2 separate regions of the Homo sapiens genome follow, and region 1 is linked to region 2. Evidence: read pairs that join two places in POLR2A ChIA-PET (ENCODE). Cell type or tissue: HepG2. All regions are shown on one strand. Each heading gives the region's core, and the rest is flanking DNA. Links, peaks and the distances in the headings are about the cores only. Region 1 overlaps FARSB (phenylalanyl-tRNA synthetase subunit beta). Region 2 holds the start of MOGAT1 (monoacylglycerol O-acyltransferase 1).

What was found. Peaks named below come from ENCODE experiments on the same cell type or tissue, not always from the same donor. Only the 100,000 strongest peaks of a DNase experiment are listed, where the experiment ranks them.
Region 1: POLR2A ChIA-PET joins it to region 2 with 9 read pairs; 6 of 35 experiments call an interaction of 5 or more read pairs at or near these places.

What each region holds. Positions count from the first base shown.
Region 1 is chr2:222,598,081-222,614,750 of GRCh38, forward strand. It overlaps FARSB (phenylalanyl-tRNA synthetase subunit beta), which reads right to left. Exons shown (of 17, transcript NM_005687.5): 15 at 15,731-15,848; 16 at 1,848-2,003. Among named protein-coding and RNA genes, the nearest start is that of FARSB, 50 kb to the right of the region's middle. In HepG2, for the core only: no CTCF peak of the experiment used is centred there; no DNase peak of the experiment used is centred there.
Region 2 is chr2:222,663,527-222,680,196 of GRCh38, forward strand. It overlaps MOGAT1 (monoacylglycerol O-acyltransferase 1), which reads left to right and starts at 8,132. Exons shown (of 6, transcript NM_058165.3): 1 at 8,132-8,353. The coding sequence starts at 8,260. It overlaps LOC124907985 (a long non-coding RNA gene), which reads left to right. Exons shown (of 2, transcript XR_007088095.1): 2 at 7,110-7,476. It also overlaps the pseudogene RRAS2P2. In HepG2, for the core only: a CTCF peak has its summit at 8,435; DNase peaks (open chromatin) are centred at 7,195, 8,045 and 8,385; H3K4me3 peaks cover 2,504 bases.

The sequences.
Region 1 (16,670 bases), core at 4,407-9,406, 66 kb before region 2:
TCTTCCAAAGGCCCATCTCACTTTGCAGAAACTCCCTATTGTTTTTCTGGATGCCCTGAAGAAGTTGCACTTTCTTCCTCTTCGGAAACATCAAGACAATCATTTTAACATCTTGGTTTGAGGGTCGGTATGTGGTGGTCTTTTCCCTGGCTGGTTGCTTGACAGCAGCACCTGTGTCCTACTTATCATTGTCTTTTCTGAAGTCTGCCTTATAACTAGGAACTCACACTCTTCTGATAAATAAATATCTAAGGAACTGATTGAAGCAGGAGAAGTCACAATATTAAGATACCAGTTTACAGAAATATTATCCATCTAAAGGTTACACAAAGCATCACATCCACCACAAGCTATGCTCTCATTTACCATTTCAGCTCTTTGCAACCTTTCAAGTATGAAAGAAATTGGACCTCACGTTCAGGACGCAATCTGCATCAAATTTTTATCTAGCTAAACTGTTTAAGAAATAAGATTTCTGAGAAGATTGTGCATGGAAGGAAAAGAAATGCTTCACATCAGCTTACAGGTTGCCATAAGCCTGGATGACCTGGTCTTAAAGCAAAATTCTAGGATGGTAAACTGGTGAATGAGTATATACAGGCACTAAAAAGGCAGACAACACTGGCAAGGATACTGGGAGGCAGAAGCTGTGGGGTCAACATGCATGACCCGGCTCCGGCTTCTTTAACTTGCCTAACCCCAGTTCCCTCACTCATAAAACCGGGCTCGTGGGCTGGATGAACTCCAAAATCCAGTTCTAACATCTAGAACTCCACAAGCATAACAATGTCTGCATTTTATTATTTCTCATGGAAAGTGGGTAAGAAACAACTTCCTGCTTATTTAATCTCTCATTTATTTAAAAAAAAAAAAAGAACCACACACATCTTCAATCTAAAAAAACCCATAGATTTCAGGGTTATTTTCAAAGGAGTCTCAAAATGAAAACAAAAACAAAAATTAAACAACCACCAACAAAAACAATCCCTGAGGACTAATAAATAAAAGAAAAAAACATATTACCCCACCAAATCTCATTACTAACTGTTAAATAACACTTTAAAAGTAAATGTTCTGTTAGAAATTTAAGATGCCAAATAGAGTTATAAAGCACAGTGAGGTAAACGGTAGGAATAAGTGGTGAAATATTTCTCTCAAGTTGTTTCTGGACCTTTCATCTAACAAAATAAATTTAGATTGAAGCTGCAGAAATATGAAAAGCAAAAATTTCAGAGTTCCTTGGATAATGAGAAACTATTAATAGAATATTAGGAGCACATATATACCATTTAGTTAGCCTAGCTTAAACTCTCCAACAAAGATTTTACTGTACTTGGGATTTTATACACGAGGATTCCCACCCTTGCTCTGCAAACTTTATGACTTGATTAACATGTGTGAAATCTTTCAGAATAACTTCTGAGGTTTTTGTTTTTGTTTTCTTTTTTCTTTTGTCTTAAAGCCATCAGACAGGCAGCTTTTGAGTGCAAACCATCACTTTAGGTCTTACCAGCTTCCAGTTAAAACTTCTGGGTTCACCATGTGCTGATGGCTTAAAGGTGCCAGTGATTTAGCCATTTTGATGGCTTAAAGGTGCCAGTAACTAGGGGTTACAGCTCAGTTGGAACGAAAGTATACTGTGCAGCACTTACGAGAGTTCTGAAAAGTGTTTTCTTAAAATGCTGGAGGGAAAGGGGATATTTTCTGGATAATATTGACAATTAATTGAAATAAAACTCTCCCTTTCTTTCTAAAATCCCAAATCAAAACTACCAACTTCATCAAAAACAAGGTGTAGCCTCTTCCTGACACTGTCACTAACTCTGGATTCGGCTCATCTGTCTTACCTTCTGATGCTTTGATCACATATCCCCCCTTGTCTTCACCAGGAGGCACATCGAGCAACTGCATAATTCTGTCCAGCAGCCCATGAATGATCTCAAACCCAGGATTCTTGTTGTAATAAACAGCACAGAGATGTCTGTAGTTTTTTGCACCTACATCTAGAAAAATAAAGGAACTGGTCACAACGCTGTATTAACCATTGCTTAAGAAACTGATTTACCCCAGTACAAACTTAGAAAAAGTCAACAAAAAAGAAAACCAAATATTAAACATTCAGAGAAGGATTCAACCTCACAAATGCAAAATAAGATAAAATAGTCTTTTTTCAGCTCATCAAATTCCCTAAGGTGTTTTATTTGGGGGAAAGAGTGAAAAACCCTCAATGCTGACCAGGGAAAATAAGGCTTCACTGAGGTATAAGTTGGTAAAATTCTTTGTAAACAATTTACCAATATATCAGAGCCTTAAAGCTTCATACTCTCTTATTCATAATATTAATACTACCCAAAGGAAATAATCCTAAATTCAAAAAGGCTTTATGTAGAAAGACATTTACTACAACATTATTTCCAATAGTAAAATTATAAACAACCTATATTAGGGATGGCTACATAAAGTACAGTGCAATCACTCATCAGGATACTAAGCGGCTATTAGAAAGCATCTTTATGATGGTTTATCATAACACAGCAACAGCAAATACTTATCATAGTAAATGAAAATTAAAAAGAGACCACAAGGTTCAAAAAGAGGCAAAACTAAATTACATTGTTTAAAGAACAAACATAGATTGGAAAACTATGAAGCAAGTAAGGTAATGACTATGACCAAAGTTAGGCTAACAATTACCCTAGGTTAAAATGAAGAATCTGTGATGGGGAGGGGTCATATAAGAAGCTTAGGATACTGGCAATGTTCCATTCTTAATGTGGCTGATGGTTACACTAGTGTGTACTTTGTAATATTTTAAAAACTACCTATGTTGAATACATTCTTCACAAAGCATAAAAAAAGCAGAATACTAAAGTTTATGAAGCTATGCTACCACATGGGTGAATCTTGAGGACATTATGCTAAATTAAATAAGCCACTCACAGTAAGACAAATACTGCATGATTCCATTTATATGAAGTATCTAAGTCATGAAACTCGGAGAAACAGAAAGTAGAAAGGTAGCTGCCAGGGGTTGGAGGGAAAGGGAATGGGGAATTGATATTGAATGAGTATAAAAGTTTAGCCATGCAAGATGAAAAGTTCTAGAGACCCACAACAACGTGCACATAGTTAACACTACTGTAACTGTGCACCTCTAAAAGTTTACTAAAAGGGTAGCTCTCATATGTTTTTTACCACAATAATAATAATTTTTTAAAGTATATGAAGAATAGGGCCAGGCAAAACAGCTCATGCCTGTAATCCCAGCGCTTTGGAAGGCCAAGGCAAGAGTTTGAGACCAACCTGGGCAACATAGCAATACCCCATCTCTACAATAATAATAATAATAATAATAAAAAGATGAAAAACAGAATCACAACTACATAAATATAGCCATAAGCCAAAAAACCCCATGAACAGAGAAAAAGACTGAAAAGAAATATACCTAAATGTTAACAGAGGTTATGTTTGGGCAAGGATAATTTTTTCCAACTTTTATTTACTTCCCAGTTTTTCCATGATTAGTATATATTATTCTACTTTGAAAACTAAAACAAACTTACAAACTCAATATTTCATTTTATTTCACTTTATTTTTTGAGATAGGGTCTCGCTCTGTTGCCCACCCTGGCGCAACCACAAATAATATAAAAGTGCACTGCAGCCTCAACTTCCTGGGCTCAAGCAATCCTCCCACCTTAGCCTCCAGGGTAGCTGGGACCATAGGCACACGCCACCACACTCAGCTAATTTTTTAATTTTTTGCAGAGACAAAGTCTCACTCTGTTGCCCAGGCTGGTCTCAAACTCTGGGCTCAAGTGATCCTCCTGCCTCAGCCTCCCAAAGTGCTGGAATTAAGGTGTGAGCCACTGTGCCCAGCTAAAGGCAATATTTTAAAAAAGAATTCCAACAGTCCAAATGAACACTGATAACAAACTGGTACATCCATACAGTAGGATACCACTCAGCAACAAAAAGGAACAAACTGTAGATAGACTTGACAACCTGGATGACTCTCAAAGGCATTACGCTGAAAGAAAGAAGGCTCTCAAAAGGCTACAGACAGTATGAGTCCATTTATATGACATTCTGGAAAAGGCCAAACTTATGGGAACAGAGAACAGATAGTAGTTGTCTGGGATTAGGTATGGGAAAAAAATGCAACTAAAATAAGGCGTTTTTAGGGTGATGGAACTTTTTGATCTTGTAGTGATAATTATAATCATCTAAACCTCTCTCAATTTACAAATCTAATGTGATCTTAAAAAAAATACCAATAGAATTGAAAAAAATTACATAAATGGATTCTAAAGTTCATATAAAAAAACAATAGTGATAGAGGGAGACTACTAGATATTAAAATTTATACATCTACAGCAATTAAAACAGAGTGGCAATAATTTGTGAGTAGTCATACAGATGAGTGGAACAGAACAGTTCAGAAACAGATCTAAATACTTACAAGAATTGAGAATATGATAAAGGTGGCTTTTCTTTTTTTTTTTATACCATATTATCCAGTAATTCTACTTCTTTTTTTTTTAATTTTATTATTATTATACTTTAAGTTTTAGGGTACATGTGCACAACGTGCAGGTTTGTTACATATGTATACGTGTGCCATGTTGGTGTGCTGCACCCATTAATGAGAGAAGTGATATCTTTATGATGCTGCGTATTTCTATGAAAGAACGTGGTGTATCTTCCCATTTGTTTGGGTCTTATTTCATCTCTCATTAGCACTTTAACATTTTCTACAAATAATATTTCTTGTGTTTATTCCTAAGTATGTTATCATTTATGTTTTGTGCTATTATAACATGGGTCTTTTCTTCCCTTAGAGCTTGAAATTAGACATATTGTATCTATAAAAGCTATTGATTTCTGAAAATTAATTTATTAAATTTTTATTTTGTAAAAAAAAAAATCATCTAAACCTGTAACAAAACTCATTTTTAAAAAGAAGTACCTAAGTATAGAGAGGAAGACTGAAAGTCAGCAGTCATCATTTAACTTTATAACACTTGTGGCCCTTCAATACATTCTGGAGACCGCTGCTCTAACACAAACATAGAACGAATGCTGGCCTCATTTTGCTTTCCAAATTAAAAAGAGAAAAAACAAACTAATATCTGAGGGAATAAACTGAAAACAGAAAGCTGCTTCATGTTAGCATACATTGAGCAAAACTTCTTCCACGGATTTACTCCCATAGGTAAAAGCTACTAGCAATAGTTGACATAAAATACAGAATGCCTTTTATCTTCTAGATATCCAAGTAAAACATGAATATTTTAAGACACTGTACTCTAATATTAAAATAATATAAAAGTAAGCACATAAATGGAGGAAAACGAAAACTAACATTAACTGTTAATCTGTGGTATCGATTATCTGGCACATGCTAGGTATTAACTATCTGTCAATTTATCTATAATCTTATTTAATTCTCAAGACAACCATGCAAAGTAAGTATTATTATTCCTATAAAACAGATGGAGAAACAAAGCTCAGAATGATTAAGTAACTTGGCCAAAGTCAAACTAATTGGCTGGAGCTAATACGATTAATTATATTATTATTAATATAATTAATATTATATTATATATTATTATATATATTAGATAATAATAATAAATATAATATTAATTATATATATTAATTAATTATATTGCTAATACGATTAATTATCTGGTCAAAACCAGGATTTGACCAGAATTAACTGACTGTAAAACCCATGCTCTTTCCACTATAGGGTACACCCAAAAACATTTAAATGAAAACAAACAATATAAGGGCAAGCTTATGTATGGCTATATATCCACTTAATATGGTCAAAGATGTGCATTGTTGAGGCCAGGCGCGGTGGCTCACGCCTGTAATCCCCGCACTTTGGGAGGCCAAGGCAGGCGGATCACAAGGTCAGGAGATCGAGACCATCCTGGCTAACATGGTGAAACTCCGTCTCTACTAAAAATACAAAAAAAATTGGCCAGGCATGGTGGCAGGCACCTGTAGTCCCAGCTACTCAGGAGGCTGAGGCAGGAGAATGGCGTGAACCCGGGAGGCAGAGTTTGCAGTGAACCGAGATCACGCCACTGCACTCCAGCCTGAGCAACAGAGCGAGACTCCGTCTTAAAAAAAAAAAAAAAAAGATATGCATTGTTGAAATGTTTTTTATATGATAAACAGATGTTTTATTTTCAAAAGTTTTTGTGAAACTTAAGAATTCCATTTAAGCAACTGAAATAAATTATTTTTAAGAGTCAGTGAAGTTTCTAGCCATGAAAGTATTGTTACTTATGGAAAGTATATTCTGAGTTGAACTTCGGACTGAACAGATACAAAGAAATAACTGCCCTTGCCATTTAACATTTCTCAGTACACACTATATTCAAGGCGCTCTATTCTAGATATTCTTTGATGATAGAGGTCAAAGCCAGTACAAGACATCTACAACCTAAACCGTCAGTAATTCTTCTTTGTTTCTTTGAGACAGGGTCTCACTCCAGTAGCCCAGGCTGGAGTGCAGCAGCATGATCTTGGCTCATTGCAGCCTTGACTTCCCAGGCTCAGGCGATCCTCCCAACTCAGCCTCCTGAGTAGCTGGGAGTACAAGCACACATCACCATGCCCACTGAATTTTTTTTTTTTTTTTTTTTTTGTATTTTCAGTAGAGACAGGGTTTTACCATGTTGCCCAGGCTGGTCTCGAACTCCTGGGCTCAGGCAATCTGCCTGCCTCAGCCTCCCAAAGTGCTAAGGCTACAGGCATGAGCCACCATGCCAGACCTCAATAATTATTTTCTGAGTAAATGCCTACAGCCTAAAAAGAAGATAAGCACACACAAATAGCTATTAAACAGGGCCAGGAGCAGACAGTGGGCCATATCTATGCCAGCTGAGATAAGCGAGGAGCATACCACTGTCACCTCCATCATTTCCATTTTTAAAGATAAAGAAATTTGGTATCTAAAAGCTATAAGTCGACATTAAAATCAGACAGGCACAAAACCTCACTAAACCAACCATATTCATAAACTAAATTGAAGAGCCTGATTCCACTGTAGGAATACAAACTTTCTCTCTCTCTCTCTCTCTCTCTCTCTCTCTCTGTGTCTCCCTTTCTTTCATTCTCTCCCTCTGAAGGGAAAAAAATGAAACGAAACAGAACTAAATTATCCCTTTCATACTACTGACTTGCTTCTGGGTATTTTTGCCATGTGGTACCCATTTGTTGGTGTGGATGTCACATGCTTCCACTTTAACACACAGGCACGTATTGAAACAACTTTGGAGTTCCATTTTTGCTGTGAGAGAAGAGCCCAACAGTAATACTACCATTAAGAGAGAGCTTAGCAACTAAACTGGAAGCTTTATTTTGGTAATCTTTGCCAAATTCCAAGTACTTTTTTCCTGATTTCTAAATTATGTAAAGCTTTTATATTTCTGATATGAGCAGCAATATCTGGATTAAAAATTTAGAATTTTAAAAAACAAATTAAGTAAACTTGTGATGAGAATAATAAAATCACAATTAAAAAATATAGAATGTAGGCCAGGCACAGTGGCTCAGGCCTGTAATCCCAGTACTTTAGAAGGCCGAGGCAGAAGGATCACTTGAGCCCAGGAGTTTCAGACCAGCCTGGGCAACAAAGTGAGACTCCATCTCTACAATAAATTATTTAAAAAAATGTAAAGATTAGCCAGGCACACTGGTGGTGTCATATGCCTGTAGTCCCAGCTCCTTGGGAGGCTGAAGTGGGAGGATCCCTTGAGCACAGGAGTTCGAGATTGCAGTGAGCTATGATCATGCCTGAGTGACAGAGTGAGACCCTGCCTCAAAACAAAAACAAAAACAAAAGAGAACTTAAAAAATTTATACTCTATTTCATTCAAGAAAGGTTTCAGGATGTTTATAGCATACACATACAATAATGAACTATATATTTTTAGATTTAATTTTGCAATATTTTTAAGAAAAGCCTGATTTCTAGGGCTTTGTATTAAGCCCACCGTAATAATTAGATTAACCTCATTATTTAGGCGCCCCCTCCCAACTCCACACTGATTGGCTGGCTTTTTACGTTTCCCAAGGGTTATTGCTCTCTCCGGACTTACTTCCTTATATCTTGCTAAGATACTCCCTCTACTGTAGCTGAACTGAATCAAAGGAGAAAATAACCACAAACTTATTTCCACCCATTCCTCCTTGAAATTGCTGGGTATAGTAACATTCCCATTTCCTAGTATGTTGCACTAAGAGACCATACTACATCATAGAAAGTCCACTGACTACACACCACAAAATAAGAACTATTTAAAAGTCATGCCAAAGCTGGGGTTTGTTGGAAATGCCTCAGTTCTTTTATAACTCAGTTAACAGACTGCTTGTGTCATGCCATCAAACAATTCTGCTTTTTAAATGGGCCTGGCAAGTATGTCAGCCTAAATTATCTATGTATTTCACAGACTTCAAAGTACTGCCTGGAGAGGGCTGATCTAAGCTGCGCAAAGGAGGGGCGGCTAGCTACAATTCTATAAGATGAAAGAACACGCCAAATGATTTTTTAACAGAAAAGAAAAAGGAGTGGTACATGATGTCCCCTTGTAAATGACTATTACATATAACTCAAATTTTTCAAATAGGCTCCTGTTTGGTATAGATCCTCTTCCACCAAAGTACCAATGATTAAAAACTAAGGTGTTTGGTTATGTTATCATACATGGCACAGACTGGAAAAGAGCAGAGTCTTCCAGAGAAACTTTCCACTCCTATTCTCACATTCACCTAAAAGCCCAAAGAAAGATGCTAGGAGAAAACCTATTGGGAGACCAAAACAGCTTCTAGAATAATCAGAGGCTGATGTGGAGCTTGAGGTTAATAGTCTGGCCAAATTCAGAAAATAAAACAAAGCAACTTGATTCTTCTATTCCATCCAACAAATTTATCTCACATTGGAACCCACAAGACTATAATTTATATTGCAAATTTTATACATCTCCTGAAGAATTTCAGTGCAGGCCTAAATGATTCACAAATGCAACAAGAATCTTGTGAAGACATAATGCCTCCAAAAATCATATCAAATGTGGGTAAACAGGAACCTTTCTCTTGGTAGGATGCTAAGTTTGTAAAAAATCCTTTTATGAAGAGAATTCAACAAATTATCACACATTTAGATGTTTACACCTATGGAATGATCAATTCTAGTTCTAAAAATACCTATTTGTATAAAGGTACAAGGACATTTCTTGCAACAGACATAGTTTAGCAAAAGTTTGGTAAAAATCTAAACATTCATAACAATCTAAGCAAATAAATTATAGTACATTGATATGATGGAAGATTATCCAGCCATTAAAAAGAAATGAAGTTGATAGAATGTGCTCAGAGGAGAAACAAGGTGCAGAACAAGACAGGTAAAGTATATCCCATTTGTATAAACATTAAAAAGTATTTATCCATTATCTATGGCTGTAAATAAAAGCATAACATATGCTTGTATGAGCACAGAAAAGGGCCGGCAACTAATTCTAAGAGTAGGACTAAGGAGAAGTTGGATATTAAAAAAAAAAAAATAAGAAAAGATTAGAATTGCTTTTAAATTAAAAATACATATTCATGAAAGGTCTTAAAACATCACAAATATATTTTCAATTTTTTTAAAAAGAAATAAAGCTTAAGAACAATTTTCCTTAAAATGCCCTCCTATATTATAGCACCAAAGTACAGAACTTCCTTTTTAAAATAGTGCTGAAAAGCCAAGAAACAAATATGAGGAAAAATCTATGACCTTCTCAACGCATGAAGGAAAAAGTACGTCCTTGTGGGTTGGCTTTTATTTAGTTAATGTAAACCTGGAATGGATTTTTTACCTATTAAAAAAAAAACACAATATTCAATGCATGACAGGACACATTATACTCACGTTAGCAGATCTTAACTATGTGGAACCAAATGTACTAAAATAACTTTCTATATTAAAAATGATGTATTTACACAGTTAAGATGCCATCATGTATGCAAATGTGTTACTTCAAAAATTGTTAATGTCGATGCTCCTTACACCCATATTTTTTGAATTAATAATTGGAAATTCTACATGCCAAAAATATGAAATGGTGAAATTAAATTAATCCAGACTGATGACATAAGCTCTCTTTGGAAAACCACATTCCACATGTGGACGCTAGATAATCCTCCATTATTTGAGGGCTCCAGAATTACTGGATAATTTCTCAGAACTGAAGTATTTCACAAGCCCACAATGAAAATGCTTTTATTGAGTTATTTTTAAGCATAGAGTTACACAAAAACCTTTAAAGATCTGACCGCTATATTTTCGTAACTTATAAGACAGATACACAAACACCAACATACATATATGATACAAACCAATAGCAAATTGAAAGAACAAACCAAATCATAAAAGAACAGTGAATTAGGTTTGTTCTGTGATGGCCTTGGTGGTCAAGGGAGGAGAAAGGAACAAGAATCTTAAACATATATTGTGACTAAAGTTTAAAAAAAAATTCTGTATTTCTACATCCAAACTAAGCAGGTAAGAAGAAGTAGATCATTCGCTCATTTAGAAAAGTTTCAGGGAAAATGTGAAATTTTAAAAACTATTTTGTCAGTGATTTGAGGGGTAGAGGAAATGTAGCTTGCACCAGGACTACAGCAATGCTTTAGAGAAAGTTAATAATGCTCTGAGCAAAAAGTGAAGGCTTAGCCTGCTTCATGAAGAAAGTGACACTAACTGGAGCCCTATGAACGGTCAAGAGGCTTTAACCTATCCTATTCCATCTATGTTTATTAAAATCCAACATTTTGTAAATGTAGTAGTTATAAACAAAATGCATGGCAATTTGATTTTCAGGGTTCTCCACAGATATATGTCAAATTGACAATTGGAGGATTGTATCTTACTAAATCTAAATCACCCTCTTACATTGCAAAGCCAAACCAATCTTTCTTTGGCTCTTGTTCCTTTTACACTTAAACTCACTCAACCCAGTGATATGTTTTCTCTTGCCATTTCAGAGAGATTCTATCTATATACATTGGCAGCTTCAGTGACCATAAAGGAATAAACTGCAATCACAGAAGTCAATCTGTGTTTAAGAAAAAGCCTGAATATTGGATTTTGCAAAATACAGTTGCTTTTCTGGGCATAAGGATTAAGAATTCACAATTAGGTCCTTTGTTCCCCAGAAGTCATTTTTCTTTTAAACTATTTTGTTTATAGTTTAGTTGTTCCTGACATTTAACAGAAAAAATTAAAATGTTAAGGATTTAAACCAATCACCAACCAATAGCTCACACAGCAGCCTGATATGGCAGCTTCAATGCTGCGTCTGCTGACTTCCTTGTTATCAACTGAAAAATTTACCCCACAGCAGAGTCTGCATTCAACTTCTCATTCCAAAAGCATATGCCACTCTGCCCAACAAAATGCATAAATCAGCTGAGTCCCTTGAGTCATGACTAATTTTTTAAAATGTTGCAGCAACTTCATATCTAGAGTCTCAATAAATGCAGTGGTTGGCTCAGCCTCAAAGAACCTGAATGTGTCTGATTTAGAGTGGAAGTCTTAATGCTCAAAAAGTGTGCCTGATGCAGTCTCTAAACTGGCAGCCTGACGGCCTCATACAACACGGATGGTCAGTCAAAAAAGTCTACATTAGAATAAGAAACTGTCCAACGAGGTCAAGCATGAAAATAGGGCTAGGAGTCTTTCATCTACTCTTACAGGAATACTGGTCACATAAAATGTGTGGGAGGCATATCGAAATCCAGTATGGATTCTATTTTCATTTTGGAAGACATGCTTGCCCACCCCAAATTGATACAAGGCTGGGAAGGTTGGGTTTTTCCTTAATATTAGAAAACAAGTTAATGGCAACTGTTGCTCCCTTCTGAGCTACCAAGGGGCAACTGGTACATTCTCTCAGCATTATCTGTAAGAATCTGCTCACAGGTTTGTCTCCCTTAAGACTGGCAACTCTTTCTCTGATATTCTAAAGCAGTCTCTAGCAATGAAAAAGAACTTAAAAATCTTTTCCACCAATGTGCTGTGCTGAATGAGACTGCCTTGCTCATTCTTGCCACTCTATCTCTACTCTTTTGAACCAGTAGTTTAGGTACTGCTCCCACCAATGAAAATCTGAGGAATTTTCACATCAACTGGAAAACTATGGTTTAGACTTTTTTCTTCAAAAAAGTTTCATTATTTAGAAGGAAATTGCTAATGTGAATCCAACAGAGAAAAATGGTTACTGGTTTGAGAAACAGTAAAAACATGTTAATTCACTCAAAAAAAGTAGGTGACGAATTACTCAAAAAACAACATTCCTGTTTCCATAAATAAATTCCCACATTCGTCTGTTTTAGTTTTCTTATTCTAAAAATAAAAAATAGAAAAAATAGAAAATAAAAATTAAAAAAAAAGCATAACAGAACCAATTAAGTCAAAAGTTAGGATAAGAATTGGCCCCAAGTGCCTCAGCAAGGTGACATTAGCCCTTTAATGGACAGCTAAGGCTTTCAAGTCATTCTAGTAAAAAATTCCCATAAACCAGGATGCTAAATTATCTGAGCTTAGGAATTGTAAATATCTTAACAACAAGACCAAACACCAACAGTTCTTATTACGTGGCTAGAACTTTTCAAACTGCAATTTCATTTAATCCTTATAACATATCAATGAAATAAGTGCTATCATTATTCCCACTGTACAGATGAGAAAGCTGAGCCACAGAGAGAATAAACAAATTGTCCGAATTTAAGCAGCTGGTAAAGGCAGAACCATGACTCAAAGCCAAGCACTCTGGCTGCAGAGTCTCTCTATGGAACTGTGGTGCTTTGCTGCCTCCCCTGTTGTCCTCTATGTACAGCAGATGACAAGTAGGGAATCCATATGTACATTTTTAGAATACTCCATCAGAGAAGCTCATTTTGTTATGAAACAAAATCCAGGCCTACCTAAACAGAAAACATACTCCAAATAAACTAAAGCAAACCTATGTTTTCAAGATGGTAGACTTACCAAGCACATTTACCTCCCTTCATTTCTCAAATCCCATTGATGATGGAAAACTTTTTAAAAAAAGAATAAAGAAGAATGGTACAAGACAACAGGCAAAAGTAATACCAGAAATGAATCAATGGAGAAAATAGAGTGGTGTAATTATAACAAAAGACAGATATAGAAGAGGTTTCCTACAGAAATAGAACTATCCTTCCCAACGAAACAAAGTACTGCAGAAACGCAAATCTAAAAGATATATGAACTGAGTTTCTGGGATAATCACCTAAGTAATTTGTTCTTTCTTTCTTTCCTTTCTTTCTTCTTTTTGGGGGGGCGGGGGGGCGCGTGGGGGAGACAGGGTCTTACTCTGTTGCCCAGGCTGGAGTGTAGTTAGTGTAAACATAGCTTACTGTAGACTCAACCTTCTGGGCTCAAAAGGTTCTCCCACCTTGGCCTCCCAAAGTGCTGGGATTACAGGCATGAACCAACACACCTGGCCACCTAGGTGATTTGTTAGAAGATGGCCTATAGCACTAGCACTTAAGAACAGCTCTCTCAATAGGAAGTCATCCTAAGCATAAGCCTTCGGGCCAGAAAGAGAAGCAGAGTACAGTCTACACCTGGGCCTTTCCAACAAACACAAATTAAAACAAAAATAGCAAAGGCACCACTACCCAGGACTAAAATACTGCCAAGTGCCCCATCCCTACAACAGCCCCAGCTTCCTCACCCGCACCCTCTGCCTGGTTGTGAGCATGCCCAGCCCCACAGAACCGTGCATGGCCCTCAGCGAGCCCTAGCAATTAGGGAAGAGGCCTACTGCTGAAACAGTATTACAAAACTTTTGAGGAAACCTAGTGTAATTAACCTAACCCTGATTTATAAATGTAACCATATATTTATAAACATGAACAGATCATCAAGGATCAAAACAATACAAAACCCAAAGAAATAAGATGAATGGAAACAACTCAAGGCTAACAGAAAAATTTGACAATGGAATTATATCAAATTCTCAGTTATCTCTACCAGTGGAGGATTTAAGGCACAAGAACACTCAAAACTATTTGCAGCTGGCACTAAACATGTTTTCTGATTTCTATTATAGTAAATTTACCACCTAAAGAAAATTCTACATAGTGATATTAAACACGAACTTTCATTCTCTAAGGATGTGTGACTGAGATCTGTACTATGGCTCCAGCTCCAAGTTCAATATTTTATGCAGCCCTGGGCAAATTACCACTTTCTGTCTTAATTTGCCAATCCATTAAATGGGACAATATTGGGGAACAGATGGAATCCAGCCTTGGCTGGAGAGTTTGCCATGGACAGTAGTAGCTCTGGTCATACCTCTATAATTCCTAAGATAGGTCGATTTACAGTCAATAGTTGTGACTACTTTGGAAAGTTAAGAATGATATGTTTATCCTCTTCTGGAGAAATTGAGAATAAGGTCTCTGCTTTTGTCAACTGATTCAAAAGAACACACTCTGAATTCTGCAGAGTCTAGAGTAAGCATCGCTGCATAAACACTGCTAGTAATTGATCTGTTAAATCCAGAAACCAAGGAAACACAGCAATTGAGTCACTTAAGGTATTGCTCACCAAGGGACCAATGCACATACAGCTTCGAACAGTCAGATTTGTATCAGAGACTGGAGATGTGGAGTTTGAACAAGACTGAATTCCTTGGCAATCAAGTGGAGGTACTTACTAAATATATACTCATTAAATAACCACCAACCACCACATTCCAAGTGTTGGACCAAGCAACCCACTGTACTAACAAGCCCAGGGCTTACTCAAAAGTAACAAAAACTGGTAAAACACATTCGCAGTCACTGGTACAATGGTAATGGTGGACAGTCACTGCTAAACTAGAATGACATGATATCAAGTATGTTAAGACAATATGCATATAAATCACGCCATATAAGAAAATGTTCCACAGTGCTTGTCAAGTTGAGGTTTTAACAGTAATCTTCTTAATTATTAAATTCTTTGTTGAAAAATGCTTTCCATTAAAAGAAATGAGAGACATAGCAACCAAATAGCTGGACCTTAAATTCTGATTCAAATAAATTAATCATGAAAATTAAATTTATAAAACAAAACTGAAGTGGTAGTGCTTATCTTTTAGAAATACATACTAAAGTAGTTGGGCGCCAGTGGCTCATGCCTGTAATCCCAGCACTTTGGGAGGCTGAGGCGGGTGGTCAGAAGTTCGAGTCCAGCCTGGCCAACATGGTGAAACACCGTCTCTACTAAAAACACAAAAATTAGCCGGGTGTGGTGGCACATGCCTTTAATCCCTGCTGCTTAGGAGGCTGAGGCACAAGTATCACTTGAACCCAGGAGGCAGAGGTTGCAGTGAGCTGATATCAGGCCACTGCACTCCAGCCTGGGTGAAGAGTGAAACTCTGCCTCCAGGAAAAAAATAAATAAATAAATACATACTAAAGTGTTTGCTGATGAAATGATACAATGTCTATGATTCATATTAAAATAATATGGGAAGTTGATAGTGGTATAGATGAAAGAAGCCTGTCCATGTGTTGGTAACTGTTGAAGGTGGGTGCTGGGTACATAGGGGCTAATTATACTATTTTTTCTGCTTTTATGTATAGTTAAGGTTTTCATAATGAAAAAAATGTTTTAAATACACAAATCAAATCAAAGGTGACTTATTCTTACCTGTATTAGAATCTTTTATTACAATGTCAGAGATTTCAAACAGTTTCAGTGGAAGGGGCATCTTACGATTTGCTGCTATGGTCTTCAGGAGGCCAGGAAGAAGGGTAGTGCGTGCCACCTACAGGAAAAGACATGAAATTGCACTGACCAAATAGGACCCAAACAAAGACACTTGGTTAAAGACAAAGACCATGGCAGAAAGACTATGGCTTCATAGGAAGACACTTCTGGAAAATGCATTGCCCTAAAATATCCAAGTCACTTTCAATTTTCAATTCCAGGACACTGAAATTGAACTGAAAAGAACTGAAAACATTCTGGCTTCCAAATTTACAAAATGAAAAATCATAAATTTGATTAAAAAATAAACGAGAAACAAATACAACCTAAATATGTTTGCTTATATCTAAGCCTTGGTTATTTTATTCATTATCATTCATTATTTTATTTTTTCTTTTTTTAGAGACACAGTCTCACTGTTTTGCACAGGATGGAGTGCAATGGGCACAATCATAGCTCACTGCAGCCTCAAATGCCTCAAATGGCTCTAGTGATCTCCTGCCTCAGCCTCCCAAGTAGCTGGAACTACAGGTACACACCACTGCACCCAGCTAATTGATTATCATTTTAAAAACTAAAGTTTGCTTTCAAGATTTCAAATGCATGTTTGCAAGTTTTCATATCCTGCCTCATTTCACAAAGTAATTGAAATAGACTACAAGAAATACAAATGTTTAAATAGATTAAATATAGGTCAGGCACAGTGGCTCATGCCTGTAATCCCAAAGCTTTGGGAAGCCGAGGTAGGAGGAACACTTGAGGCTAGTAGTTCAAGACCAGCACGGGCAACATAGCAAAACACCACCTCCACAGATTTAAAAATTAGCTAGGTATGGATACATGCCTTTAGTTTCAGCTACTCGGGAGGCTGAGGTGGAGA
Region 2 (16,670 bases), core at 4,684-9,683:
GAAAATTTCTGAAATGATTGTGTCACTTTCCTGTAATGCTTGTGGGTTGGCCAGTAACTGTGAAAGCTATGCTGTCAGGTCTGAAGTTCTTCTCACACAGGTCCTAAATTGCAGTACGGGGTCAGATGACATTTTACACTAGAGCTACTGATAGCTTAAAGGGGCATGCTGATACTGTGTAGTGCTTTCCTGTCCAAAAGCAAACAGGCTCCGCTTGCAGCCTCAGTTTCTTCATTCACAAAATGGTGATAGTATTCCATCTGATGGTTGTGAGGATAAAGTATGTGGAGACAATTTGAAACCTGCAAAGTGCTATTTGATTAGTAGATATTTATACTGAAAGTAATTACCCAGTATATTACCTTCAGTATAAATTACCCAAGTGATCTGAGACTATGACCTCTTTCTGGTGTGAAGTTTAGTAAAACTTGAGCTGCTATCTCCCAGAGGGTGAGGCAGGGCTTTCAATACAGGTAATGGATGATACAGTTTACTGTAACTGGCCTTGCTTTTACTTGCTGCATATCCAAAACTGGTTCTGTTCTATCCATAATCTTATATGCCTTTCCTATAAATTTCCTGGGTGCACTCCAATCTCTCTGTAGATTACTCTGAAACTTTTAGGACATAACCAAAGTCCGTACATCTTTTTGGGTTTCTATTGCTAGATCCATCTAGAATCAAGAAGGTCTGAAAGACCTCACAAGAATCAGTTTGATCAGCACTAAGGAATTTGTCAAAACGATGGTCATTTTAAATTGGATTTTTTTTTTTTTTTTTTTTTTTTTTTGGAGATGGAGTCTCGCTTTGTTGCCCAGGCTGGAGTGCAGTGGTGCGATCTCGGCTCACTGCAAGCTCCGCCTCCCAGGTTCAAGCCATTCTCCTGCCTCAGCCTCCTGAGTAGCTGGAACTATAGGCGCTCGCCACCATGCCCAAGTAATGTTTTTTGTATTTTTAGTAGAGACAGGGTTTCACCATGTTAGCCAGGATGGTGTCGATCTCCTGGCCTCGTGATCCACCCACCTCGGCCTCCCAAAGTCCTGGGATTACAGGCGTGAGCCACCGCACCCGGCCTAAATTGGATTTTTCAAATAAACTCATTACACATTTTATAGTATTGACAATTCCCTCGTTCCTGATATTCTCCTTCCTTAGTTTTCCTGACTCCAGGCTCCTGATTAGCTCCTTGGATTTTTCTACTGTCACTATGCGATAGGCAAAAGCAATACAACATAGTATTGAGTTCTATCAGTCACAGATTTAAATCCTGGATCTACTGTTCACTGAGACCTTGGACCAATGACACAATACTGATGAGCCTCAGTTCCTCATCTGTAATGTGAAGATAACAACAATACCTACCTTGTAGGTATACCATGTGATGGTTGTGAGAATTTTAAGAGAAATAGTTCGTGTAGGGTTTGGCCTATCATGAACACTGAATAAATATTAACTCTGTTGCGGCCTCCTCTACCTCCTACACTGCACTTTCCCTTCCTTCTATGTGGGGTGCTATCCAGAGTTACGTGCTTAGAAATCTTCTCCTGGAGTGAGGTCTGCAGCCTCCACTACCACCTAAACACAGACGGCTCCCTTCCTATCTTCAGCCTTTATCTCTCTTTTGTACATATTTCTTTTTTTTTTTTTTTTTTTTTTTTGGGGATGGAGTATCACTCTGTCTCCTGGGCTGGAGTGCAGTGGCGCTATCTTGGCTCACTGCAACCTCCACCTCCCGGGTTCACGCCACTCTCCTACCTCAGCCTCCCAAGTAGCTGGGACTACAGGTGCCTGCCACCACGCCCAGCTAATTTTTTTTTGTATTTTTAGTAGAGACAGAGTTTCACCGTGTTAGCCAGGATGGTCTCGATCTCCTGACCTCGTGATCCGCCTGCCTCAGCCTCCCAAAGTGCTGGGATTACAGGCGTGAGCCACCGTGCCTGGCCTCTTCTGTACATATTTCTTACCAGCTTCTGAACATCTGCACCTGGCTGTCCAACATGCTGGCATCTCATACTCAACATGTCAAAAACTGAAGTTTCCCCAAGATTCATTTTTTCCCATGTCTGCCTTTCCTTTTCAATGTCACCACCATCCACTGAGTTATCCAAATTGGAAATACTGAAGTCAACTTAACTCCTCCTCACTCATTTCTCCCTTCTGATTGGTTTTGATTGCAGAAGCTTGGCATCATCTGCCCAGAATTTTCTTTCTCTGCTACAAGGGCAAATTTGACAGCCACCATGTTACAGCAATGGGACCCTGTATCTCATTTGAATGAATTGATACAGAAGTTGACGCCTGATGCCAGCTGGATTTTGGACTTGGGACCATAGGGAACTTAAGTCCATTTGATTTAAAGGCGGAAGCTGTAATGTACAAGTGTAGGGCCATTAGTGGCCATGTTTCCCACCCCATGGAGAAAATTAATCTCCAGCAAGGTAAAATGACTCTCACAGCAAGAGAGAAGACAGAGAGAGAGAGGGCCTAGACACATCAAACTGACTGGTTGTTCTTGAGACCCATGTGTCTCTTCCTCCTGAAACTTGACTGTTCAACAACAAATTAAGTTCAGAATTATTAAAGCTTAGCTTGCGAGTATTGGAAAGTTATAGCTGAGACTCAAGAAGTGAGATGTAGATGACCTATAATGCAGAGTCCAAAACCATATTAAAGAATTTGGACTTTATCTTGACAGCAATTGTGAAGAAATTCAAAGATTTTAAACGATGTTTGAAAAGTAATGGAAAAGATCACACTGGGCACGTTGTGGAAAGGGGATAAGGAGTAGTGGTTTGGAGGGTAAAACTCACAGCAAGAAGATCAGTTAGGAGGTTGCAATAATGCAGAGGAGAAATGATAGCAGTCAGGACTGGGAAGATGGCATGTGTTGAAGCAAAACAAAACATCCACTGGATTGGACTGTCTTTGTCCATTCAGGCTACTATAGCAACATATCATATACTGGGTGGCTTATAAACAACCACAATTTATTTCTCACAGTTCTAGAGGCTGGGAAGTTCAAGATCAGGGTGCTGGCATGGTCAGGTTCTGGTGAGGGCCCTCTTTTGAGTTGCAACAGCTGACTTGTTGCTGGGTCCTCCTATGGCAGAAGGAGCAAAAGAGCTCCCTTCAACATCTTTTATAAGGGCACTAAGTCCATTCATGAGGGAGGAGCTGTCATGATATAATCACTCCCCAAAGGCCACACCTCTTAATACCATTACCTTGGTGGTTAGGATTTCACCTAATGTAAATTTTGGGGGACTTGGGGAAAAAACAAACATTCAGACCATAGCCTGGATCTTCTTGGAAACTGGAGCTAAGTAATGGAAACTGCTTTGTCGTGTCCCCAAGGGCACTGTTGTTGGAGTTGCTGACTGCCTCTTTTATAAGATTGCCTTGGGTTCAGGACAGTTGCAGTAAACCTTCCGAATCCCTTTCTTCTTGTTCCTACCTTGAGTGTGTTGCTGGACCTCCAATTACTGTCCCAGGGCAAATGCAAATGAAGGTGTGGGTGAGGGTCATGGGAAGAGAAAGGATATTTAATAAATACTAGTCATTATCCTCATAATTTCTAACAGTAATCAGTCATAGTGTTACAACAATTTAAAAGAGCAATTAGGGGCTGGGCACAGTGGTTTACGCATGTAATCTTAGCACTTTGGGAGGCTGAGGCAGGTGGATTGCCTGAGCTCAGGAGTTTCAGACCAGACTGGGCAACAACATGGTGAAACCCCATCTCTACTAAAAATACAAAAAATTAGCCGGGCATGGTGGTGCGCACCTGTAGTCCCAGCTTCTCTGGGAGGCTGAGGCATGAGAATCGCTTGAACCTGGGAGGCAGAGGTTGCAGTGAACCAAGATCGCCCCACTGCACTCCAGCCTGGGCAGCAGAGCAAGACTGTCTCAAAAAACAGACAAACACACAAAAGGAGCAATTAGAGAAGCACATATTTTGTAGAGAAAATGTCACATATTAACATAAATTAACTAACGGAGAGACAACACTTGAACTTCTATGAATGGAGTTTTCGAAGGAAAATGTGAAAGGAAGGAAGGCAGGAATGGTACATGGGGTCTGAGACCTTGTGTGTACTTGTAGCAATAAGAAAATATGGAGGAAAGGAAACCTTGGATGGTAACCGTGGGGCTACAAAGCCTCACCTTCTCAGGCAAGGTTCCTGCAACTTTCCCCAGAGCAAACATACCCGAGCCTTGTCAGATTGATCAAATAGTTAATTGAGAAGACAATAAGAATGTAGAGGGACCACAGCAAATTTCTTAAACTTTGTTCAAAAGAGCCTTGAAAATAGAACTTCTTAAAGCACATTCCATTGAAACTACCATAGTGATGGCCTTCTATTTTACTTTAACCAGAGCTGGCCGCTCTCAGTGTTGTGTGTTTGTGTGTGTGTGTGTGTGTGTGTGTGTGTGTGTGTGTCTGTGCGCGCACGCGTGAGAGAGAGAGAGAATACTTACTTTTATGATTAATGCATCTTATGAAAATCAGAACCATGACCTTTGCCCTAAACTATCCCCTGTAAGGACTCTGTCTAGACAGAATACTAACAGAATACTATTTCCTTTTTAACCTAACAATGAGAACATTTTTACTTAAGTTACAGTAAAACGTCATGTTATAGAAAGACATTGTCACCTTTCTACTAGTAGATGTTAGTTATAGTAAAGTGCACAGGAAGAAATAATTAGAACAAGGAAATGATTTCTTATTTCTCAATTCCAAGAGTAGCCTTTCATAATTGTTGAGACAATCTGGCCTGTGACCTTATTTCTTCATCAGAGTTGAGAAGTAGAAAGAGGAACCATACCCATCAGTGGAATCCCAGATCTTCAAAGGGACTGTGTTGGTTCCTTCCCCAGGACTTGCCACAGCTGTGGTGCTTGGTACATTTTCATTGAATTATTGTAAACATATATATGTATTATTCACTCATATTTAGCCAATTCCAGGCCCATAGGAACAAAGCTGACACTTCTGCCAAATGTATTTTTCTTTAATCATTTGCTAAAATATTTGTTGACTGAATGGATAACTACACCTCAACCCAAATGACAGGTTCAGTCATCAGCACTCTTCTACTTACCCTTCAATGACTTGTTCCTCTGTTGTGACAACACTCCCTTTCTTCCTTATATTATTTGAGAAACAGCCTAGTATAGCAGTTAGGCTCTGGAATCTTAGGTTCATTTAGAATTGTTTTGAATAGCTTGATGAATTAAAACTTTCCCACTATGTAAATCCAGTGATCACTTAACTCAAGTAACTTGGCACACAATATGTAAACAAATAAATACATGTTGAATGTCAAAAGGATGAGCAAATAATTTAATTGTTGATTAAAATGGTGATGGACTGTTGCATTGACTGAGTGCTGGTGAGTCCATGCTTTGTTTCAGTTGGCTGTGATGGCTGTGACAGGATATGACAGTTCTTATCTATCAGCTTAGTGTTCTGGGAAAGTAACAAATACATTACTAAGCAAGCAAACTCCAAGTGATCAGGATCAGGAGTTCTCGGTGTTTTGCTCTTCTTTACCGACAGATTCGAAATCCAATGAATCAAAGAGTCCTACCATTTATATGTCCCATGCATATCTCAAGTCTATATTTTCCCAAGCTTCCACATCCTCTACAATCATCCTACAATAGCCTTCTTAGGGGATATGCCTACTTCCACTCTTGCTACCTCCAATCTGTTCTAAATAGGTGCCCATTATTCTGTATCAGCCTATGTGTTTCCTTCAGGGCACTGTCACACATTTGGTTGTCTACATAGGTAGGTATTTTCTGTTTCTCCCACTAGACTGTGAGCTGCAGCAGGACAAAGACTTTTCTTATTCACCATTGTAACTCATCTCCTTTCCCTACCCAGTGCCTAATACATAGAAAGCTTTCCACAAATAGTCAATAAGTAAATGTGTGTAAATTCTCAAAGGCACAGAGACCTCATCTTAATTCACGTTTGTGTCATCAGTACCAAGGACAATGCCCAAGGCAATGCAGGCACTCCATAAATGTTTGTTCTATGTTTGGTTCAGTTGATGAAGGGATGACTCGCCTCTCCAGGTTTTATAGAAATTTGAATCTTCTCTATTCTGCCATTTACCAGCTGTGTGACTTTAAGCCCTAATTTCCTCAGCTGCAAAGTTGAAGTGAATGCGTACTTTGTAGGGTTTTTGAGATTACGCCTGTGAGGTCTCTGCAGAGTGCCTGACATAGGGTGTGTTCGTAGTGTCCCCACCTAGCACTGGGGGAAGATTCAAGGAAGAAATCTAAAAGGAAAGAAGAAAGTGACTCCTTAAGTAGGAGGAAAAAGAAACCCAAACAAGTTTTGCATACAAAAAATCACAAACAACTCCTCCAAGTGGCCCTGGTATTTGTTTTAATCCAACTCCCTTTGTATTAAAATGTTGAAGGAGAAAAGGGCATAGGATGGGGGAGAAAGGAGGGCCAACTATATTGTTTTGCCCTGTTCCAAGTCCTCTTCAGCAATGACTTGACAGCTGCTCATCATTTTGAGTTTTTCAACTATGTGGTAATTAATATTTATAAATAAAGTGCAGTGGTTGCTCCCAAGGACTAGGCACTATTTAGAATCTAGCCATCCATTTAGCACATCGTAATTGAAACCCTTCAGTGTCTTGTACTGCTCTTGGGGTTCAAACTTGAACCCTAACTCAGTCTGCAAGGGTCTGGACCTTGCCCACCATTTTTGCCTGATGTCACCCCAATCTCACCCTTGTCCCCCAAGCTCTCACTCTTTGAGCTCTTCTTGGAGTTCAGCCACAGGACCTTTGCATATGTGCTTCCCTTTGCCCGGATGACTCCTGGGTTAACTAGATTTGGCTACAGCTCAAGTAAGGGCACTTCTTCAGACACTTCCCTGACCGTGCAGCAGTCTTGGTTTTGGAATCTTCTAGTCATTCACAGTAGGGTCTTACTTGTAATTATACACCAAATTGTGTAGTTGTTTTGCTTATGTCTGTTTCCCCCTGTACTCTGAGAACAAGACAATGAATAGCTTGTGTCAGGCCTCTGAGCCAAAGCTCAGCCATTATAACCTCTGTGACCTGCATGTACACATCCAGGTGGCCTGCAGGAGCCAAGAAGCCTGGAGCAGCCAAAAAAAACGCAAAGAAGTAAAACAGCCAGTTCCTGCCTTAACTGATTAACCAACATTACAACATTTTACCATTGTGACTTGTCCCTGCCCTACCTTAGCCGATCAATCGACTTTGTGACATTCTTCTTCTGGACAATGAGTCTTATGATCTCCCCACCCTGTACCTTGTGACCCCTTCCTCTGCTAACAATAGATAACCACCTTCTACTGTAATTTTCCATTACCTAGACAACTCCTATAAAGCAACCCCTTCCCCATCTCCCTTCGCTGACTCTTTTTCGGACTCAGCTGACTTGCACCTAAGTGAATAAACAGCCTTGTTGCTCACACAATGCCTGTTGGTGGTCTCTTCACACGGATGCGCTTGACAGCTTGGTTATCCAAGCGCCCGGATGGTGCTCAGCAAGTGGCAAGTGCTCAATAAATGTGGGTTGAATGAATGAATGGGTGAAAGATTCCCGGAGCTCCTGTAGGGAACTGAGGACCCAAGAGTGAGGAAGCCAGGTCCCCTTCCCCATCCGCGGGGAAATTGGAGGTTGCGGGGGGACACAGATCAATAAACTAAGAAACAAGTCTCGCTCATCTCTCCAGCTGGTGTGCGATTCCTCAAACTAACCCTTCCCCAATCACCGAGGGTTCGAATGAAGGGGTGGGATGCTGAAGGCAAGCGCTGGGTGATCGATCAGCTGAACAATGGTCAGATCCTGGTGGAGATCCCAGGTCCTCAGCCAGGCGGCAGGAGCCCGCGCTGCCCGGCTCGGGCTGGCTGCCAGTTGACCCCTCTCCCCGTCCCTCGTGTCCCACGCGGCGCACTCTCGCCAACGCCCGGCGCGCCAGCCAATGCGCCCGGGCCGCTGTAGCTGCTCCGGGGCCAGGGCGCTGGGCCAGCTCTGGCGCCCGGCGCTTGTGATTGGCTGCCCCCAGCCTCAGCCCAGCGCGCCCTCCCACCCAGGGCGCAGTTGGGTCCCCGCTCGCTGCCTAGCCTCTGCCTTTTCCTCTCCGCCCAGCCAGTGCCCAGCGCGGGGCCCGGATCCGGCCGGGCACTTCCCACAGGCGCCGCAGAGCAGCGTGGGTGCAGGCTGCAGTGGCTGGCGCCGTCCTCGCCCGGCCAGGCCATGAAGGTAGAGTTTGCACCGCTCAACATCCAGCTGGCGCGGCGGCTGCAGACGGTGGCCGTGCTGCAGTGGGTCCTGAAATACCTGCTGCTCGGTAAGGACCCCGCCCCCCGGGCCGCGGGGCTTGGGCTCCATATCCTCCCTCGGGACGGTCCGGATTCCAGGACCTGCATAGAACCTTCCAACCCTCGTTCCCCTGTCGGCCAGAGCAGGCAGGTCAAAGAGGGCATTTGGAGCTAACGTGGACTCTGGTTTCCTCACGAGAACCTCATCGCTAACGACTGTTTAATTTTATTTTCTCCTGCGTTACTTTTTTAAATTGAGGTGCACCTTGCCTACAATAAAAGGCGCAGTTATACGGATACAGCTCGATGACTTTTGGCGACTGTATCTACCAAAATGTAACCATGACCCCATCGAACGCATGAGCACTTTAACCCCTCAAAAGTTGGCAAACTCGTTTCTCGAACTGTTGATTCATAGATGGCAAAGTAATGCCTCAGTAGTTAAAACCTTGTTCCTTCTCCCTCTTTGTCTCCCCACCCTCCTGACAAAGAGCAGTGTTCCCTTTCCCGTTTTGGAGATTTCCTGGATGCATAGCAGTACCTTTCTGTAAAGAAGGCTGCACCACTCATTGCATTTGGTTGAGCGGTTTCTCTCTGGAAATAGTTTGACTCAGTAGCGTGTGTGTTCCAGTTGGTTCCCAAGTTGAGCCCATGAAACATACACGAGCCGAATCATTAGATGGGGCAAAAACGTGGGTGGTTTTTCTTTTTGTTTTTTGTTTTTTCCTTCATATTTGTTCTGCTCTTGAAGTAAATAGGGGTGATGTGGGAGGAGGGAGGAATTTGGGGGAGACCCTTCTATTGAAACATAAACTCTTCTGAAGACTAAGATCATGTGTATGCTGTAAGATCATGGATTGTACAGCGTTGGGGTGGTAATAATAGTAATAAGCCCATTGCATTGGAGAGTTTTACACTTTTAAAACTGCTTTTACATTTCGAAAGCCTGAATCAGTGGTTCTCAACCCTGGCTCTAGATGAGAATCACTGGAGAAGCTTCTAAAAAGTGCAGATGCCCAGGCTCCATCCTGGAATTTGTTTATTATTATTATTATTATTATTATTATTATTATTATCTTTGAGACGGAGTTTCACTCTTGTTGCCCACGCTGGAGTGCAGTGGCGCCATCTCGGCTCACCACAACCTCCGCCTCCCGGGTTCAAGTAATTCTTCTGCCTCAGCCTGCCGAGTAGCTGGGGTTACAGGCATGTGCCACCACATCTGGCTAATTTTGTCTTTTTAGTAGAGACGGGGTTTCTCCATGTTGGTCAGGGTGGTCTCGAACTCCCAATCTCAGGTGATCCGCCTGTCTCAGCCTCCCAAAGTGCTGGGATTACAGGCGTGAGCCACCGCGCCCGGCTCATCCCTGGAATTTCTAAGTCATTTGTTTCAGAATGAAGTCTGTACACCTTTTTTTTTTTCCTTTTTCCTCTTAAGAACTCTCCGAGTGACTCTCCTGTGCTGCTAGGTAGAATTTACCAAAAAAAAAAAAAAATGTAATTCAAAGTGTTAACTCATTAAGTCCTCACAGACTACACCGTGAGGCAGGGTTGCTCTGGATCAAAGCACCATGGAGATAACAACACACGACCTTATCTAGCGCTTGGTATGTGCCAGGTGCTGTTCTAAGCAACATCCACGATTAACTAGCAATCTTCACAACATCCCTGTGAGGTAAGGACTATTCCTACACTCCTGGTACAGATGAGGGAACTAAGAGATGAAGTAAATTGCTCAAGGCGATGCAGCTAGCAGGACGTGGTAGAGCTGGTTTCAAACCCAAGTATTCTGCCCAAAGTGTCTGCTTTAACCACTAAACTGCTCTCTTAAATGGCCTGAACTTGGAGTCCGACTTCCTAACCGATCATTCAACACATCTCTGATAGCCACTGTTCTTTTCTTTCATGGCACTTATCATTGCTTGTATCTGTGTATGGCTGTGGTGACTTCAGAAAGTTCTCTATGGCTGTCTTAGTCTACAAGCTTAGTGAGGAAACACACAGTATATGTCTGGCCCATGGAAGATATACACGAATACTTGAGATATACACAAATACTTGAGATATACACAAATACTTGTTGAATGGCTGTTTCTGGTCTATCACCCAGAATAGGAATTATGCACCCACCAGATCCCTAGAGTATTAACTCATGTAATCCTCACAGCAACCTGGTGAGGGAGGACTACCCGTTACCCTCATTTTACCAATGAAGGAACTAGGAGATAAAGTGAGTTACTCAAGATCACATGGCCCAGTAGTGGAAAGTCGAGACACATGTGACCGCATGTGAGTGGATTAGTGACGAGGACATGGCAGATGCTCAATGACCTGTGTCTAATTTGAATCAAACTACAGTGGTTCTAGATCCAATTCACCTCAATGTTTTTGTTTCACACATTTGACATTAGTGTTAGCAGGAGCATATTTTGTATTATATATCTTGGAAATTATATTGTGGGAAATTTCAAACATACAGAAACTAGAGAGAAGAGTATGAATTCCCATATACCCATGACCTAGGTTTATAATTATTTAATAATTTGCCATATATGTTTTATCCATTATTTTGCAAAAATATTTTAAAACAAATCACTTTTTTTGTATAATTTTTTTTTAAGTTTTAGGTTCAGGAGTACATGTGCAGGTTTGTTATGTAGGTAAATTGATCATCATGGGGATTGTACAGATTATTTCATCACCACAATAATTGGCATAGTACCCAGTAGGTAGCTTTTCCTCCTCATCCTCCACCCTCCACCCTCATGTAGGCCACAGTGTCTGTTGTTTCCTTCGTGTCTAGTGAATTCACACATTAAGATATTTTAATACTAAATACTTTAGTTTGCATATTTTAAAAATAAGTATTTTGTGTGTAACCATAGTACTCTTGTCATACCTAGCATAGTTAACAAAAATTACTTAAAATCATGTAAAACAAGTTCAGATATCCTAAATTGTACCAAAACTACACCTTTTTTCTTGTTCTTTTTTCTTTTTGGTAGAAATGGGGCCTCCTTATGTTGCCCTGGCTGGTCTCAAACTCCCAGGCTCAAGTGATCCTCCTGCCTCAGCCTCCCAAAGTAACGGGATTACAGGCGCTAGCCACTGCACCCAGACAAAATACACTTTTACTAGCAATTTCTTTGAGCCCAAATCCAAATAAGACCCATGCATTATATTTGGTTTTTATGTCTTTCAGGTAGAACAGTGTCTCCCCTTTGTTTTCTTGTCAGTGAAACCTTGATGAAACCATTTGACATGGGTCCTGCAGGATGTCTCACTTTGTGAGTTTGTCTGCTTCTTTGCAGGGTTAACTTGTTCCTCTATCCCTTGTATTTCTTTTAAAAGATGGAAGTTAGAGCTAAATGCTTGATTAGATTTAGATGAAACCTTCTGGGCAAGACTTCTTCCCAGGTGTTGCTGTGCACTTCATGTTACATCACATCAGGATGCACAGAGTGTCTGCTTGTCTCATTATTTGTGTCTACAATTGGTCAGTGGGTCTAGGAAGGAAGTAATCCGAGGTGATGACTGGCATGCTGCAATCTTTCATCTAGTGATTTAAGTCATGATGCTTGCCCGAATTACCTGTTTTATTTGAAACTGCAAAATGGTAATTTTCTTTTTCTTTTTTTTTTTTTTTTGAGACGGAGTCTCACTCTGTCGCCCAGGCTGGAGTGCAGTGGCGCGATCTCGGCTCACTGCAAGCTCCGCCTCCCGGGTTCATGCCATTCTCCTGCCTCAGCCTCCTGAGTATCTGGGACTACAGGCGCCCACCACCACGCCCGGCTGATTTTTTGTATTTTTAGTAGAGACGGGGTTTCACCGTGTTAGCCAGGATGGTCTCGGTCTCCTGACCTTGTGATCTGCCTGCCTCGGCCTCCCAAAGGGTAATTTTCTTATTCTATCATTTATTCTTCATTTATTAGCTAGAATTTCTGCAGTTAAAAATTTTGTCTCATCATGTAGCACCATTTGACTACCCTACAATTCAATTCTTACAGGAAATAAAGGATAAATACTCTTCTTTCCATTTAATTATCAAGTTTCAAGTAAGGAGTTGATACAATAGTTACTTCCAGTGGTGACGAGAGATGTTTTATTAATGATGTTTTAAGATCTCTAAATCAAAATCCCAGAATGCATTTTTCTTCCCATCACCAGGAAAGTGAGTTTAAGCTATTAGTACTTGGAATATATTTTAAAGTAGCAAAATGTTTCATTTAGTAATAAAATCAAACAGTAAGCCCTCCTTCTCTGGCCCCCAACCCCCCTTCCCAAGCAACCACTGATCTCCTTTTTTTTTTTTTTTAAATACAGACGGGGTCTCTCTATGTTGTCTAGGTTGGTCTTGAACCCCTTGGCTCAAGGGATCCTCCCACCTTGACCTCTTAAAATGCTGGGATTACAGGTGTGAGCCACACTGTGCCTGATCTGATCTGATCTGATCTGTCACCACAGATTAGTTTGCATTTTCTAGAGTTTTGTATAAATGGAATCACATCATATATACTCTCTTTTTGTCTGGCTTCTTTCACTCAGTGTAATTATTTTGAGACGGTTTCTCATATATATCAATAGTTCATTGCTTTTTGTTTCTAAGCAGCATCCTCTTGCATGGATATATTGCAAATTGTCCAGCCATCTATTGATGAATATTTGGCTCATAGCTATTATGAATAATACCACTGTGAACTTTCACCTACAGATATTTGTATGAACATATACTTTCTTTATTCATAGGTAAACCAAGAATGTAATGCCTTGATTATATGACAGTTGCAGGTTTAACTTTTCCAGAAACCACCAAAGTTTCTTCCAAAGTATTATATCATTTTACATTCTCACTGGCAGGGCATGAGAGCTCTAATTGCTCCATGTCCTTACCATCACTTGATGTAGTCTTTTTAATTTTTGCAATTTTTTTCTTGTGATACTGATCAATTTTAATTCTAGCACTTGAAGCTATATAAGGGTATGCTCTATAAACTTCATGGGATTTTTGTACACATTCAATAAAGTGACAACTTTGTACTTTAGTATCTAAAAATCAGGAACATGCTTTTGAATTGTTTAAACACAATCCACAGAATTAAAAAACAAAGTCAGAAGCCATCCACAATTATACTAATTGTCAACTAAAGTTTTACACTTCATACTTGAGATATAACAGTCAATATCTAGTAGGGAATACTGAAAATGATTTCAGAGTCTCATCCTGTTGTACTCTATTGGGAAGGTTTCTTGAGCAGATATGTGACTGGCCAAAGGTGGGTACAACCAAAACCAGACCAGCAAGTAAAAGTTCTACCACAGCTTCTATAGTTTCCACTTTTTATGTTTTGTCAGTTAAAAGTGAACAATGAGAATTAAATACTTATCTTTACATATTTACAAGGTATGTTGTGAAGTATATTTGCTCATAAACATATAAAAATACTTATTGGCTGGGCACAATGGCTCACACCTGTAATCCCAGCACTTTGGGAGGCCGAGGTGGGTGGATCACGAGATCAGGAGATCAAGACCATCCTGGCTAACACGGTGAAACCCTGACTCTACTAAAAAGCTACCACGCCTGGCATATATATTTTAATGAAATCAGAAATTTTGAAGCAGCCTTGGCATTTCCTTTAAATTTGTCTGGAAATGACTGTTATATTAGCTTCATGGGAAGGACTTACCAGCTTCTAGGTCTAAGGCTAACGTGATGATCATTTGTCTAAGGCTAGAAAGGTACTAATGAGATGTAAACTATAAGGAGAGAAAAAGAAGATGAGGGCTTTTCCTGGAGGCTGATAGCTAAAACTCAAAGGATTCTAGAAAATGACACAGTAGCAGCCTTTCTTGTCTTTTTCTTTCCGTGTCGATTCTGGTGAAGAAGGAAGTTACTGCTCTTGAAATTTCCTTATAACTTGGACAAGTTAATGGAAAGCTTAATCTACATTCATTCTAATCTTTGCTAATGCCTTCTGGGTATGCTGCCTTAAGTTGCCGTACTAACTGTGTCCTTCCTGTGTTTCTTGTCTTTAATGATCCAGATCTGCTTTATTGCCAAATAAAATCATTGGAAACTCATCATAATCCTTTACTCTGAGAATCTGTCTTTGAAATGTATAGATTTTTTCCAAAACTGCCTTGACCTGTGACTCAAAAGACCAACAGGAAGCCCTCACCAGTTTTGATATTCTGTTGTCTCATGGCTCCAACCAAACTCTTCTTGTTCTGCTTTATCTAAAATATCTAGCCAGCCTGCTGTGTTATCTGTCACACACTGCTTTGCATAGGAATCTTAAGTGATTGGGTCATAACCCATTAGAAAAAAGGACTGGATTAACTGGATGATGAGTGCCGACTTGCCCACATACTTCCCCCACTGACCACCAGGAGCCAAGAGAATGTTGCTGAGTCCCAATTTTTGCAGTTTTAATAAGTGTGTAGTGGTGTCTCGATGTGGCTTTAATTTGCATTTCCTCAGTGACTAATGACCGTGAGCATCTTTTCATGTGCTTAGTTGCCATCTCTATTCCTTGTTGAAGTATCTGTTTAAATCTTTTGCCTGGTTTTTATTGGATTGCTTGTTTTCCTATTGCTGAGTTTTGAGAGTTCTTGTGTATTCTAGATATAAAGTCATTTATCAGCGATGAGCTTTGTATAGATTTTTCTTTCAGTCTATGGATTATCCTTTCAATCTCTTAACAATGTCTTTTGAAGAGCAGAAGTTTTAATTTTGATGAAGTTAATTGTATCCATTTTTTTAATAGATTGTGTTGGGTGTCGTATCTTTAAAATCTTTGCTTAATCTGGCTGGGTGTGCTGGCTCATGCCTGTAATCCCAGCACTTTGAGAGGCCGAGGCAGGTGAATCACCTGAGGTCAGGAGTTCAACACCAGCCTGGCCAACATGGGGACACCCTGCCTCTACTAAAAATATAAAAATTAGCTAGGCATGGTGGCGGGTGCCTGTAGTCTCAGCTACTTGGGAGGCTGAGGCAGGAGAATTGCTTGAACCCGGGAGGTGGAGGTTGCAGTGAGCTGAGATCGTGCCATTGCACTCCAGCACCTGGGTGACAAGATCAAAAAACTCCGTCTCAAAAAAAAAAGTTCTTTGCTTAATCCAAGGTCACAAAAATTTTCTTCTATATTTTCTCCTACCAGTGTTAATAGTTTTAGGTTTTCCATATAGATCTATGATCTATTTAGGGTTAATTTTTGTGTGTGGTACAGTGTCTAAATCCATTTTTCTGCATATATATAATCCAATGGTTCCAGCTCTTTTTTGGTAGATCACTATCTGCTCTCTACTGCATTGCCCTTGTGCCTTTATCAAATATCAATTGCCCATATATGCATGGGTTTATTTCTAGACTCTCTAGTCTGTGCCATTGATCTGTTCATCTATCTTGATGCCAGTACCCTGTTGTTTTGATTATTATAGCTTTATAATAATTCTTGAAATCAGATACTGTTAGTCTTCAAACTTTGTTGGTGGTATTGTTTTTCACAGGTGTTTTGATTATTCCACGTCCTTATCAGTTCCATATGCATTTTAGGATCAGGTTAACAATTTCCACACCAAAAAACCCTCCTGGGATTTTGATTGGGATTGCTGTTTGATTGGAATTAGCTTATAGTTTAATTTGTAGAAAACTAACTGAACTGATTACAGTACATATGTCCTAAAACCAAGAACATTTCTCTTCCACAGCCACAGTACAATTACCCAAATCAGAAAAATAACAATACAATACTATGACCTATAGACATTATTCATATTTCAGAAGTTCCCTTACTAATGTCCTGTATAGCAAAGGAATCCACATGTTGTATTTAGTTGTGTTAAACAGAAATTATGAGCAGTCATTGTTTTGGACTGAGCTCCTGCACTAGGCTCCAGCAGACCTGAGCAAACCAAAGTGGAGTCACTCATCCTATGTGCCACATGATCAAACTTGAAACTTCAAGGAAGCAGGTAGATCTCCAAACAGACCAGTTTTCCTGAAAACAGGAGATTCAGTCTGCCTGAGTCCGTGTAATAAGGAAGTCTGCTTTGCTTTAACTTTATGAAAAAGCAACCTGAAGTGACATGACAATAGCCAATCCACTTTTTCTTCCCTCTTGTTCTGTTTTCTTTGTTTCTACCTTACCCACTGTTCCACCATTTCTCGGTAAAAGCTCTCCTTCTATTTTGCAGAATGGAGGCTGCCCTGATTAATGAATAGTGAATAAAAGTCAATTAGCTCCATAACTAAATTTGCTGTAATTTTGTCTTTTCACATTATTTTGTCTTTTTAGTTCCTTCAATCTGGAAAATTTGGAGAAAGTACATTTTAACATTACGCAA